Linked DNA regions of Homo sapiens: region 1 is linked to region 2. Evidence: chromatin contacts called from ENCODE Hi-C or POLR2A ChIA-PET data. All regions are on one chromosome and are shown on one strand. The core of a region is the stretch at or near the end of the contact, and the rest is flanking DNA. Distances in the headings are between cores, read along the strand shown.

The links. A loop is a pair of places that touch in the nucleus more often than their neighbours do. ChIA-PET counts read pairs that join two places held with the same protein, here RNA polymerase II (POLR2A). Pooled maps may share reads with other maps.
Region 1: a loop to region 2 is called in a map of HepG2, with 2.3 times the contacts of the local background. The contact joins the promoter of LINC02766 here to the enhancer-like site in region 2. A Hi-C loop is called at or near these places in 1 of 168 maps with a recorded cell type or tissue (HepG2), 1 of 37 single-sample maps with no recorded cell type and 2 of 50 pooled maps. POLR2A ChIA-PET finds 5 or more read pairs at or near these places in 2 of 52 experiments (AG04450 and BJ).

The regions. Positions count from the first base shown.
Region 1 is chr1:12,520,426-12,527,156 of GRCh38, forward strand. LINC02766 (long intergenic non-protein coding RNA 2766) reads left to right here and starts at 5,128. Exons shown (of 3, transcript NR_187319.1): 1 at 5,128-5,202.
Region 2 is chr1:12,304,460-12,311,800 of GRCh38, forward strand. VPS13D (vacuolar protein sorting 13 homolog D) reads left to right here. Exons shown (of 70, transcript NM_015378.4): 26 at 47-269; 27 at 3,972-4,182; 28 at 6,995-7,166. Among named protein-coding and RNA genes, the nearest start is that of VPS13D, 78 kb to the left of the region's middle. Within about 2 kb of position 5,497, at least 6 of the 41 ENCODE cell types and tissues checked have a DNase peak (open chromatin) inside an H3K27ac peak, as active enhancers do.

The DNA.
Region 1 (6,731 bases), core at 3,878-6,377, 220 kb after region 2:
AAGACTTGTCTCAAAAAAAAAAAGAGAGAGAGATTAGGGAAAAAGAAATATCAAGGGTAGCTTCTGGGTTTCTAGCTTAAGCAACCAGTGATGTGTTTTAAACCATGGGGGCAGATTTGATGATAATGAGAGTAGAATTTGAGATGAGAAGGGGGCCTGGACAAGCCCTAAGGAGCTCCAGCATGTGATGGATGTGTGTAGGAGCACGAGCAAAGGAGATGGCGAAGGAGCAACTGGAGAGGTGGCTGGCAAAATAGAAGACAATGCTTCGGCCCGGCGCGGTGGCTCACGCCTGTAATCCCAGCACTTTGGGAGGCCGAGGTGGGCAGAACACGAGGTCAGGAGATCGAGACCATCCTGGCTAACACGGTGAAACCCCGTCTCTACTAAAAATACAAAAAAACATTAGCCAGGCGCAGTGGCAGGTGCCTGTAGTCCCAGCTACTCGGGAGGCTGAGGCAGGAGAATGACGTGAACCCGGAAGGTGGAGCTTGCAGTGAGCCGAGATCATGCCACTGTACTCCAGCCTGGGTGACAGAGTGAGACTCCATCTCAAAAAAAAAAAAGACAGTGCTTCGAGAAGGAAGACACAGTCAACTGGATTGCATGGCACTAAAACGCCAAGTAAGACATATGTTGTATTCAACAATGTAGAGGACATTGCCTGTAAGTTTTGTTGGAATTTCAGACAGAGCAAAGTTAGGCAGAATGAAGCACCAATGGCAGGTTAAGGAGAGATCGTGAGTATGACACAGTGGCCATGGAACTTTGGCCCATGACAGTGACTTACAAGGGCGGTCGGTGGGAGTAGGAGCCTGCGTGCTGGAGAGAGTGCAGATCCAGCCTGCAAACAATTAAAAAACAATAATAAAACTAGGACTAAAAGCCGGCTGCTTTTTACTATCACTGTGCTCTTGGCAATTCTAAACAAAATCTGGAGATTTGGGGTGGAGATAAAATTCTCCTCCCCTCAAAAATCTTTAGTGAGTTTAAATTCCAGTGAGTTTTAGTAGATATGTAGGCAAGCTTTAAATTAGTACACTGTAGTACTTTTCCTTTAGTAAATCTTGTACACCACGTGGACATTAATTCTGAGATCTGCCGGTTATGCAGTGGTTTGCCCACCAAGCGTGGACTCAGCTAACACACCTTCATTTCAAGAGAATGTTCTAATGGTTTGGAATTGTTCAGGCTTGCTCGGGGCACAGTGGAGTCCCTAACCCCCCTGTTCCAACATATTCCTGCATTTAAACAGATTTTAAGACAAAGCAATGGGACTTGAGTTGCTTCAATGCTGTCATTCTGTGTGACCACTTGCGGTTTTATTTTATTTATTTATTTTTTTTTGAGACGGAATTTCACTCCTGTTGCCAGGCTGGAGTGCCATGATGCGATCTCGGCTCACTGCAACCTCCACCTCCCGGGTTCAAGCATTCTCCTGCCTCAGCCTCCCATGTAGTTGAAATTGCAGGCATGCACCACCACATCCAGCTAATGTTTGTATTTTTAGTAGAGACGAGGTTTCACCATGTTGGCCGGGCTGGTCTCGAACTCCTGACCTCAAGCTGAGATTTGCCTGTCTCAGCCTCCCAGAGCGCTGGGATTACAGGTGTGAGCCACTGCACCCGACCTCACTTGCAGTTTATTTGTGTTTTAAAACTTAAAGAGTGAGGTCAGGCGCAGTAGCTCATGCCTGTAATCCCAACACTTTGGGAGGTCGGTCAAGGCAGGTGGATCGCCTGAGGTCAGGAGTTTGAGACCAGCCTGGCCAACATGGTGAAAACCCATGTCTACTAAAAAAACAAAAAAATTAGCTGGGCATGGTGGTGCGCACCTGTAATCCCAGCTACTCAGTAGGCTGAGGCAGGAAAATCGCTTGAACTCGGGAGGTAGAGGTTGCAGTGAGCTGAGATCGTGCCACTGCACTCCAGCCTGGGCGACAGAGAGAGACTCTGTCTCAAAAAAAAAACCTTAGAGAGTGAAACAGAATCCAGACTAGGAAGGGCAATCTTTTTGTCTGGTAAGTGCAAATTTTAGTTCATCCATGAAATGTAAAGAAAATTGTTATGTTAGCAGTATGATTTTATAATTGCCACAATTTCAGTGTACCTTTTGCTGATGATCTTCTTAAAATCCACTTATTAGTTACTGGAGAATTATTTAAATAGACATTTGTTATATAGGGCTATCACCAAAAGACCAAAATTCAAATCATTAAGTAAATATAAAAAATATATAGCAATGGCCGGATGCAGTGGCTCACACCTGTAATCCCAGCACTTTGGGAGGCCGAGGCGGGCGTATCATCTGAAGTCAGGAGTTGAAGACCAGCCTGGCCAACATGGAGAAACCCCGTCTCTACTAAAGATACAAAAATTAGCCCGGCGTGGTGGCAGGCGCCTGTAATCCCAGCTACTTGGGAGACTGAGGCAGGAGAATTGTTTGAACCCGGGAGGCGGAGGTTGCGGTGAGCTGAGATCGCGCCGCTGAACTCCAGCCTGGGCAACAGAACAAGACTCTGTCTCAAAAAAGCAAACAAACCAACAAAAAACCTGTAATAAGAGTAAGTAATTGTGCCCTTTTGTACTGTCATACTTTTGTACTGTGATTGTGTATTTTTAAAGTTCAATAAAAAATTTTCACCATCCACATTTATTTTATTCTTATTGTTTCATTCATTAGTATTAGTGAAGATATTAGGTTGCTGCAGAGGTAATTGCTGGGTTTTTTTTTCTTTGAGATAGAATTTCACTCTTGTTGCCCAGGCTGGAGTGCAATGGCACAATCTCGGCTCACTGCAACCTCTGCCTCCTGGGTTCAAGCGATTCTCCTGCCTCAGCCTCCCGAGCAGCTGGGATTACAGGCATGCGCCACCACGTCCAGCTAATTTTGTATTTTTAGTAGAGACAGGGTTTCTCCATGTTGGTCAGGCTGGTCTCGAACTCCCGACCTCAGGTGATTAGCCCGCCTTGGCCTCCCAAAGTGCTGGGATTACAGGCGTGAGCCACCGTGCCTGGCAGGTAATTGCTGTTTTTGTCATTGAAAGTAGTTTTGTCATATTGAGAAAGGAAGAGTTAAAAAACAAAAAAAAACTCAGAAGAGTTCTATGGGCTTCCAGCCTACTAAGCACACCACTGGTCCAAGGTAAGGGTCCTGGCGGATGTCCAATGTCTGTCATCCCTGGAGATGGGAGAGGAGTTGGGTCTGACAATTGGGACCACCAGACTAAGCCAAGGCCCCTTATGGAGTTGGTGAGAGAAGTTCCGCAAAGGACTGAAACATCTTCAGTGCAGCCTGAATTGGGGAAGGGAAGGACAGGTGGGTGAGGGGAGATCCAGAATGAAAGAGCCCTGAACTGGAGTTTTATGGGAGCTTGGAATGAACTGTTTTCCAATCCTGTGCCCCACCGTGTCCCACGCCACACTAATCCTGTCCCCAGAGGCAGCTACTTTGACTTCTTTTCCAATGTCTTCTTGTATTTAACTCTGTTTTTCCAAATATCATGTTTTCACCTATTTTTGCATTTTTTTTTTCCAATTGCAGGTGTGGTCTACTGATTTTCTACTGTGGAGGATTAGGCTTTGGTTCTCTCCGTCCCCCCCACAATCTCCCCAAAATATTCCACACTGGGGAGAAAAGGAGAAACATTGTTACAGATCCTAGATGTTTATAGGATAGCAGAGGAATATTATGAATAACTTCCTGCCTTTAAATCTAACAATGCAGATAAAATGGACACATTTCTTGAAAGGCACAAATTACAAAACTTCATAGGAGAAACGGGAAATTTGAATAGCCCTACATCTATTAACGAAATTAAATTTTTAATTAAAAACCTTCCCCTACACAAAAAATCCAGGCCCAGATGGCTTCACTTGAGTGAATTCCACTCAAGGAAAAATTACTATCAACCCTACACAAATCCACACTAGAGAAGAAAGCACTTTCCAATTCATTTTATGATAAACAAACTATAGTATACCATAAGGTTGGAATACTACGCAGCAATGAAAACCCACAAACTGCTGACACACAAAGCCACCTAGAGGAGCTCAGAATCATGCAGAGTGAAAGGAGGGTAATGGCCAAGCTAAGCTTTAAAAAAAGAGTTAGTGGTGTGAAGAGGCATGAATGGGAGTGAGCAGAGAGAGATTTTCTCTTTGAGAACAGGAAGCCAGTGACCTAAATGAGTAAAGGTGCCTCCGGCCTTGGCTGCTCCCTGAGATAGAGAACTGGGAGATAGCCGGGCACGGTGGCTCACGCCTGTAATCCCAGCACTTTGGGAGGCCGAGGCAGGTGGATCACAAGGTCAGGAGACCAAGACCATCCTGGCTAACACGGTGAAACCCCGTCTCTACTAAAAATACAAAAAATTAGCTGGACATGGTGGCAGGCGCCTGTAGTCCCAGCTACTCAGGAGGCTGAGCAAGAGAATCACTTGAACCTGGGAGGCAGAGGTTGCAGTGAGCCGTGATCGCGCCACTGCACTCCAGCCTGGGCAACAGAATGAGACTCCATCTCAAAAAAAAAAAAAAAGAGAACTGGGAGGCCATCTTAGGTGACGGGTTTCACTTTGGACACATTGAACATGGGGCCCTGCAGAGCATCCAGTTAGCAGCATTAGAAAGGTAGAGATGGGGGAGTCATTCTTTTGGAGACAGTAGTTTGTTAGTTTGTTTGTTTGTTTATTTTTTGGAGACAGAGTCTCACTCTGCTGCCCAGTCTGGAGTGCAGTGCTGCGATCTCAGCTCACTGCAACTTCTGCCTCCCAGGTTCAAGCGATTCTCCTGCCTCAGCCTCCTGAGTAGCTGCGACTACAGAAATGTGCCACCACGCCTGGCTAATTTTTGTGTTTTTAGTAGAGACGGGGGAGACAGTAGTTTAAATAAGTCCTGGCGTGAATGCCTTACCCAGAGGGGGCATAAAATGAGGGGTCTAAGGCCAGCACCCTGGGAAATGTCAACGTAAGAACTGCCAGGGGAGGAGGATCCAGGAAGGGTCAGTGATGGGGATGACAAAGGGGGTGTCATGGGGAAAAGGGCAGAGGAGGAGGGACTAGTGACCACCTCTGCTCTGAGGTCATGTGGAGCAAGACTGAAAAGAGGCCGGGGATTGGGAAATGAGGCCACTGGTGGCCTTGTCCCTGGCGGCTCTGGGATGTGGGCCAGAAGCCAGTCCCTGGTGTTGAAATAGGATCCAAAGGTGAAGAAGGGAGTGTAGATGTATCTTTAAAATTTGACTGTGGGAGGGAGGGTGGTTTTGGTTTTTGCCATGTTGGTGTTTTAAAAGCAGCAGGGAGTTGAGCTGCTTGTGGACTGGAAGGAAGGAGCCAGCAGACAGGGAGGAGAGGAGGGGAAGTGGGTAGTGAAGGGGAGAGAGAATAGCCAGGGGTGGTGGGCAGAAGGAGAGGAAATGGAACCCTAGAGGCCTGGGCAGGAGGCCTCTTGCTGTTGAGCTGCGGCCGGCTGTATTTTGAGACCTTAACCTTCACCTTCTCAGCTGTGTTGGATGCGGCCTCCAGAGGCCCAGGAGAGGTGGGGATCAGACGGGGTTCAACAGGGAGCCAGAACCATGAGGTCTGTCGTGGAATAAAGGATGTATTCTAGGAGTCAGGCCTCACCCAGCTGTGGCGGGGGTGGAGGGCAAGGAGGACTGCCGAGGGGGCTGGGGTGGGCGTCTTTGGGAGGTGTCTTCTGTGAGTTTGCAGCAAAGGGTCTGGGGTGGGTCTGGGGTGGGCCTGGGGTCGGCCTGGGGTCAGTGTTGGTCAGCAAGGCCAGCCTCACCTTTGCCTCTCAAATCACGGGTGCCTTCCCTCTTGACAACTCTGCCCTGAGACCTACAGGAAGTGGATTCTGAGAAATATGGCTTCCACCGTTACCAAGTGGACCAGCGCTGTCCCATAGAAATAATGCAAGTCACCCGGGCTCCTGGAATCCCAGCACTTTGGGAGGCCGAGGCAGGCGGATCCCTTGAGGCCAGGAGTTTGAGATCAGCCTGGCCAACATGGCGAAACACCATCTCTATCTTTACTAAAAATATAAAAATGAGCTGGGCATGGCGATGCATGCCTGTAATCCCAGGACGTTGCAGTGAGTGAGATGGTGCCACTGCACTCCAGCCGGGGCAACAGAGCAAGACTCTGTATCCAAAAAGAAAAACAAAGAAACAATGCAAGTCACACATGTAATTTAAAATTGTCTAGGCTGGGAGCAGTGGCTGACACCTATAATCCCAGTACTTTGGGAGGCTGAGGCGGGAGGATTGCTTGAGCTCAGGAGTTCAAGACCAGCTGGGGAAACATAGTGAGAACTTGTCTCTATTTTAAAAATTAAAAAAAAAAAATGAGCTGGGCATCGTGGCACATGTCTGTAGTCCCAGCTACTAGGGAGGCTGAGGCTTCTTGAGCCCAGGAGGTAGAGGCTGCAGTGAGCTGAGATCGAACCACTGCACTCCAGCCTCGGCAACAGAGCAAGACCCTGTCACTAAAAAATAAAAATAAATAGGCTGGGCATGGTGGCTCACGCCTGTAACCCCAGCACTTTGGGAGGCTGAGGCTGGCAGATCATGAGGTCAGGAGTTTGAGACCAGCCTCACCAACATGGTGAAACCCCGTCTCTACTAAAAATAGAAAAATTAGTCAGGTGTGGTGGCACACACCTGTAATCCCAGCTACTCGGGAGGCTGAGGCAGGAGAATTGCTTGAACCTGGGAGGCGGAGGTTGCAGTGAGCC
Region 2 (7,341 bases), core at 4,247-6,746:
CCCCTTCCCATTTCCTGCATTCTAGTTTTATTTTGTTCCTTCCCAGGAATCTGTGCCTTCAGCTTCCCCAACGGGTATTCCCAAACACAGTCTGAGGAAAACGACAAGCACGGAGGAGCCCAGGGGAACCCATTCCCAGGGGCAGTTCACGATGCCTCTTGCTGGAATGAGCCTAGGAAGCCTGAAGAGTGAGTTTGTGCCCAGTACCTCCACCAAGCAGCAAGGGCCGCAACCCACACTGTCTGTTGGCCAAGAGTCCAGTAGTCCAGGTAAAAGAGGAGAAAAGCAACATAATACTGAAGGTGGGGAAATTCACAGGACTGTTGAGGAAACTGAGGGGGGTGGGCATTGTGTTCAAGCAAATGTTAACGAAGAGATAGCATTTCTTTAACGATGATGAGATTCTGATTTTGCTTTACAAGGTTTAAGAGTTTTGGGTGTAGATTTATCATTGGATGACTTGTAAAGTAGGGTTAAATTAGCACGATATAGTGTAATTAAAGAGATTTTTAGATAGCCTATTAGGACTTTTTTCTTATAGGTGAAAATAGTTGCCACCAGATAGTGATAGTATAAGTAGAAAGAGTCCTGCATTCTGCAAGCCACTACCCAGACACTGTCCTTGCAAACCACTAAGTCTAAAAAATATAAAAGAACACATTAAAAAATATTAGCGTAAATTAGGCAACAACAGAAATGCTGTAGCACAGAGTTTAAAAGACATGAACCATCTGGTTATTGGTGTTCTTCTCTCCAATATAAGAATTAGTCATTCCAAATGAGAACATTATTTTGGAGGCTTTTCTGGTTTTATGTATTTTTTTTTTCCCCTCAAGACAGGGTCTCTCACTGTCTCCCAGGCTAGAGTGCAGTGTTGTGATGATGGCTTACTGCAGCACTGACCTCCTGAGCTCACTCGATCCTCCCACCTCAGCCTCCTGAGTAGCTGGGACTACAGGCATGTGTCATCACGCTCAGCTAATTTTTGTGTGTGTGTGTTTGTGTGTTTTGTAGAGATGGGGTTTTGCTATGTTGCTCAGGCTGGGTCTTAAACTCCCGAGCTCAAGTGATCCTCCTGCCTCAGCCTCCCGAAGTGCTGGGGTTACAGGCATGAGCCCCCGGGCCTGGCCTCTTTTCTGTTGTTAAATGTGTTCTGGATGAGTCATGTGCCCGATAAGTGGGAGCTGCTCTGAGCTGCTAGAGACGGAGGCAGAATATGATGAGCTGCAAAGATCAGTCCAGTGTGATGAGACTTTGCAAGATGCAGGACACTAGCTGAGAGAGGCTGCTGAGTGTCTTGTTACATAGATCCGAGGAATTGTTAGCTCTCTCTGGTACCTTATAGTCCTAGAGGTGACAGGAAAGTGGTTTTAATTGTGTTGATCATTTAACAAGATAATTTTCATCCCCGTAGTAGTAGTTGTGAAACACTATGTGCCAAACATTGTGGTGCATTATTTACATTAATTATTTTGTTCACATTACACTCCTGCAGGGTTTTTATTTTTCTATTTTTATTTTTATTTTTATTTTTATTTTTTTGAGATGGAGTCTCACTCTGTTGCCCAGGCTGGAGTGCAGTGATGCGATCTTGGCTCACTGCAAGCTCCGCCTCCCGGGTTCACGCCATTCTCCTGCCTCAGCCTCCCGAGTAGCTGGGACTACAGGCGCCCGCCACCACGCCTGGCTAATTTTTTGTATTTTTTAGTAGAGATGGGGTTTCACCGTGTTAGCCAGGATGGTCTCGATCTCCTGACCTCGTGATCCGCCCCGATTTCACAGATGAAGAGGCAAAGGCTTGCAGAGATTGGGTAACCTGACCTGCCCAAGGTTATGAGGTAGTAATGGAAGAGTTGGACTACGAATTTTGGCAGTCTGACTCCAGAACCGAATTGTAACTGAACATGATACTGCTTGCCAGTCTGTCTGCATGCACATCTAGAACACAGAGGGGGCTGCACCTGAGGGCCACTCGGCATATGGTGCTTGCCGCCACTGATGTTATGACGTCTGTGATGATTAGGAACAAGGCCAGTCTTACATATGTATTGGTGGATGCCTTTAAGAAGTGATTTGGGATGTTTTATAGAAAGAATGTCTCTTTTTTAACAGTATATCTCCTACTGATTTGCTATTTGTTTCTGAAATTTCACTATTAATGATACATTGTCTTGGATTAAGACAGTGGTTTTCACACTGTTTCCATGTAATCCTAGGATTCCATAGCAGTACCCTAGAGCAGCAGTCCCCAACCTTTTTGGCATCAGGGACCAGTTTCATGGAAGACAATTTTTCCACAGACAGGGTTGGGGATGGTTTCAGGATGAAACTGTTCCACCGCAGATCATCAGGCATTAGATTCTCATAAGGAGCACACAATCTAGATCCTTCTCTTAGGCAATTCCCAATAGGGTTTGCACCCCAATGAAAATCTAATCCCACCGCTGATCTGACAGTAGGCAGAGCTCAGGTGGTAATGCTCGCTGACCTCCTACTGTGAGTACCTGTCTGTGGCCTGGGGATTTGGGACCCCTGCCCTGGAGAATCTCCAAAGCCTGCTTCATTCACTTTCCTTACCCCCTTCTAGCAGATCAGCTCTACTTTTATCTATTCCATGTATTTATCAATGTAAGTAACTAATAAAAAACTAATTTTTTCAGTGCCCACGTAATGCCAGGTGTTATGATATTTTATTCCCTAGTATATTAACATGCTGTTAGACATGGCTCCTCCTACAGTGCTACTTATAGACTAATGAAAAAGACATTGAGCATTTAAATATTGATAGATTATAATAAATGTTATCATGGAAAAGACAGAAGAAGAGAGAAGACTGAATTTAGATGAGAGGGGCGGGCCATGCCACCTGTAAGGCTGTTGAGGCAGCAAAGAGCTTGGCATTTTGGGGGTAACAAAGGACAGTAAGCCTGAGGCCTAGTGAGCAGGAGAGAGAATGGCTTGAAATGAGCTTGGGAAAGAAGGCAGTGGGCTTGTGCAGGGCCTTGTAGGGATTTGGGGGAGTTTTACAGAAATAATTTTGTTTCTTTTTTGTTTTGAGATGGAGTCTTGTTCTGCCCAGGCTGGAGTGCAGTGGCGTGATCTTGGCTCACTGCAACCTCTGCCTCCCGAGTTCAAGCCATTCTCCTGCCTCAGCCTCCTGAGTAGCTTGGATTTGGGCGCCCAACACCACCCCTGGCTAATTTTTATATTTTTAGTAGAGACTGGTTTCACCATGTTGGCCAGGCTGGTCTTGAACTCCTGACCTCAGGTGATCCACCTGCCTCAGCCTCCCAAAGTGCTGGGATTACAGGTGTGAGCCACCGCTCCCGGCTTACAGAAAGAATTTTGGATTAACCGTAGCCAGTAAGTGTATAAAATAAGTGAATGTTATGGACTGTTTATTTTTTTAAGGATTACTCAGGTATTTGGTGGGGAGAGTGGTTTTGTGAGGGCTAGAATGGAATTATGTAGGCCTAATGGAGGAGAGTTCTTTTTGGTCTAGGCAAGAATGAAGGTGGTTTGGATCTGGTCAGTGGAAATGGACGTGGTTACATGTGGCAGTATTTGTTTGAAAAAATAATTTTAGTGCTGGAGAAAGTTTGTAAACCTTTTGGTAGCATTGTGCGTGGGGAGGGATTGCCTATGGAGTCAGATTTCGTCATCAATCCCCCAGCCTCAGTTGTTGTCACAGCATGGGCATGAGACACCGTAGAACTGTGACGCGGTCTGTGCTTGGAGTGGAGGCGGGTGGGCAGGGTGTGTCGAGCACATGGAGCTTTGCATAAGGAGGTCTGGCTGCCATAGTGGAGACTCCTGGACAGCCAGTTTTCTGAGTAGTGGACAGTGTGGGGAAGCAGGCAGCTGTAAACATTTTCAAAGACAGAATGAGCTTTGCATTTTTTATTTGTTTAGTGCAACCCCTTTTTGGGTCCCCTTTTCTTCATTACCTCTCTTTCCTTGGGTCCTTGTAGAAGACCATGTCTGCCTGCTGGATTGCGTTGTCGTGGATCTCCAGGACATGGACATCTTTGCTGCAGAGAGACATCCGAGAGAATACTCGAAGGCACCAGAGGATAGTAGTGGAGATCTGATCTTCCCTTCCTATTTTGTGCGACAGACAGGAGGAAGCCTCTTAACCGAGCCTTGTAGGCTGAAATTGCAGGTGGAAAGGAATTTGGACAAGTGAGTGTTTTTTTTTTTTTTTGAGATGGAGTCTCGCTCTGTTCACCAGGCAGGGTGGAGTGCAGTGGCGCAATCTTGGCTCACTGCAACCTCCACCTCTGAGGTTCAAGTGATTCTCCTCAGCCTCAGCCTCCCAAGTAGCTGGGATTACAGGCACATGCTACCATGCCCGGCTAATTTTTGTATTTTTAGTAGAGATGGGGTTTTACCATGTTGTGGTCTTGAACTCCTGACCTCAGGTGTTCTGCCTGCCTCAGCCTCCCAAAGTGCTGGGATTACAGGCGTGAGCCACCATGCCCAGCCAATGTTTTATATCTGAATAACTGTCTATGATAAGTAGAATCTTAACGTGGAAATCAGTGCTATTAAGATAAGTTTGGAAGAACTAGTTATTCACTTATTTCTTCGTCTATTTAACAAATGTTTATTGAGTCCCTACTATGTGCTGAACATGAGGGCTACTGTGATGAAAGAGAAAACTAATTCCTTTGAAGGAACTTATGTTTTGTTGAGGGATACAGGTAGTTAAGCACATGATTCTAATTTAATGTTTGATTTGATCTTTTTTTTCTTTTTTTTTTTTTTTTTGAGATGGAGTCTCACTCTGTCACCAGGCTGGAGTATAGTGGCGAGATCTCAGCTCACTGCAACCTCCACCTCCCGGGTTCAAGCGATTCTCCTTCCTCAGCCTCCCAAGTAGCTGAGATTACAGGCGCATGCCACCACACCCAGCTAATTTTTGTGTTTTTAGTAGAGATGGGGTTTCACCATGTTGGCCAGGATGGTCTCGATCTCTTGACCTCGTGATCCACCTGCCTTGGCATGCCCGCCTTGGCATATGGACATGGTGGCTCATGCCTGTAATCCCAGCACTTTGGGAGGTCGAGGCGGCAGATCACAAGTTCAGGAGTTCAAGACCAGCCTGGCCAACATGGTGAAACCCCGTCTCTACTAAAAAAAAAATACAAAAATTAGCCAGGCATGGTGGCGTGTGCCTGTAATCCCAGCTACCGGGAAGGCTGAGGCAGGAGAATTGATTATACCAGGGAGGTGGAGGTTGCAGTGAGCCTAGATTGAGCCGCTGCACTTCAGCCTGGGTGACAGAGCAAGACTCAGTCTCAAAAAAAAAAAAAAAAAGAAAGAAAGAAAAACAGGTTTATTATTTGTATAGAGCATGATTTGAATCTCTTTTTGGCCACTCCCTTCACAGTTCTTGGTTTGGGCAAGTCATTTAATGTCACTTTTTTAGTTTCTTTCTGGATTAATGATACAACTTAGCTGTTCTCACTGGGATGTTTGTGTTTCAGTCTTACGTGTTATTCAAGTGCTCCCTGGCTGGTGTTCAGTTATGGTTGGCATGGGCTATATTTGGTTTTACTGGCTAAGCAGTCTTAAGAGGAGCTTCGTTATTTAGAAATTGAACACTTTGTTTTCTTTTCAAGCAATGCTTTCCAAAAAACAAAAAAAAAGCTTTCCTATTCAGCTTATCTAAACTTTCCCCACTCCCATCAGTGTTTCTGTGCAGATAATTGTATTCTGTTAGGCCTGATAGAAGGTGATGCTGAATGCAAGGTGTCCTGTCAGTCTCACACTGCACACACAGCAACCCGAGATGGCACTTGGTCAGCCGTCTCTGTTTTTCTTTGTTATTGCATCATTGTCTTTTAAAACTCTGTTGTATGTCGGCTTTTCTCTGCAGACAAAATAACTTTTCTTATATACCTCTGCCATTTCAAACACTAGCCCTCTCTATACTTAGAGCATAGTGTCTGTAGGATTCACAATGCCCAGTTCACCCATGGGAGGTTAGAGAAAGCTTTTTAGTATTGAGATGAGGTACAGATGTGTGCCCCTCCCCCTCTTCAACTTTACTTCTGTCCATCCCAGCTGAGATGACGAACCTATTCAGAGTTTATCCTCATGTCCCATCTGGGCTCAGTATGAAACACTGGTGTTTGCCTTTAGTTACCACTAAATCCAAAGAGTTAAATAAAGATCTTGGCATCTTTTCTTTATTGCTTTCCCAAGTGTAATATTTAAGCTCTTTGTGAGTCTCATGAGGTTTTCCTTATTAATAGATTAGTTACCTCATACTAGGTTTAAGGATTTCCCTCCCTCCATTTCTTGCTCCTTCCTTCCTTCCTTCCTTCCTTCCCTCCCTCCCTCCCTCCCTCCCTCCTTCCCTCCTTCCTTCCTTCCCTCCTTCCCTCCTTCCTTCCTTCCCTCCTTCCCTCCTTCCCTCCTTCCCTCCTTCCCTCCTTCCCTCCTTCCCTCCCTCTCTCCCTCTCTCCCTCCCACAGGGTCTCACTCTGTCACACAGGCTGGAATACAGTGGCACGATCACAGCTTACTGCACCCTTGACTTCCTGGGCTCAAGTGAACCCCCACCTCAGCCTCCTGAGTAGCTGGGACCACAAGTGCACACCACCATGCCCAGTTAATTTTTGCATTTTTTGTAGAGATGGGGTTTCACTATGTTGTCCAGGCTGGTCTCGAACTCCTGGGCTCAAGTGATCCTCCCACCTCAGCCTCCCAAAGTGCTGGGATTATAGGTGTGAGCCACCACACCTGGCCTGGTTTGAGGATTTTCTAAATGTAAATTTTGGGAGAAAAGGGGCTTTTTGTAGTTGAAGCATGACAGTCATATTAACTTGCTTCATTTGGAGCTACATGAAATTTTTGTCATTGGAAGTAGGAATTACCTACTTGATAATGTAGGTGAGTACATTTTAGCCCCGTTGTTTGGGCGTGAGCTATGTCAGTGTTAAGTTAGTGACTTGTCTGTGTAAGTGATCTTTTTTCTTTTTCATAGAGAAATAAGTCATACTGTGCCAGACATATCTATCCATGGCAATCTCTCCTCAGTCCACTGCTCTCTGGATCTGTATAAATACAAGCTGATCCGCGGCTTATTAGAGAACAACCTGGGAGAACCCATAGAGGAATTTATGCGGCCTTATGATTTACAAGATCCAAGAATTCATGTGAGTGAGACCTTATGTTCTTCTGTCACTCTCATAGTCTCAGCTGACGGTCACCCTGTGTATCTATTCCTCAAACTCACTTGGAGAAAGAAGGTGGAGCAACAAGCAAATTAGATTTCTTGGCGTATGAGCCTGTTTTTAGGATGGCATCATCAGCTGTGGATTGACGAGCATT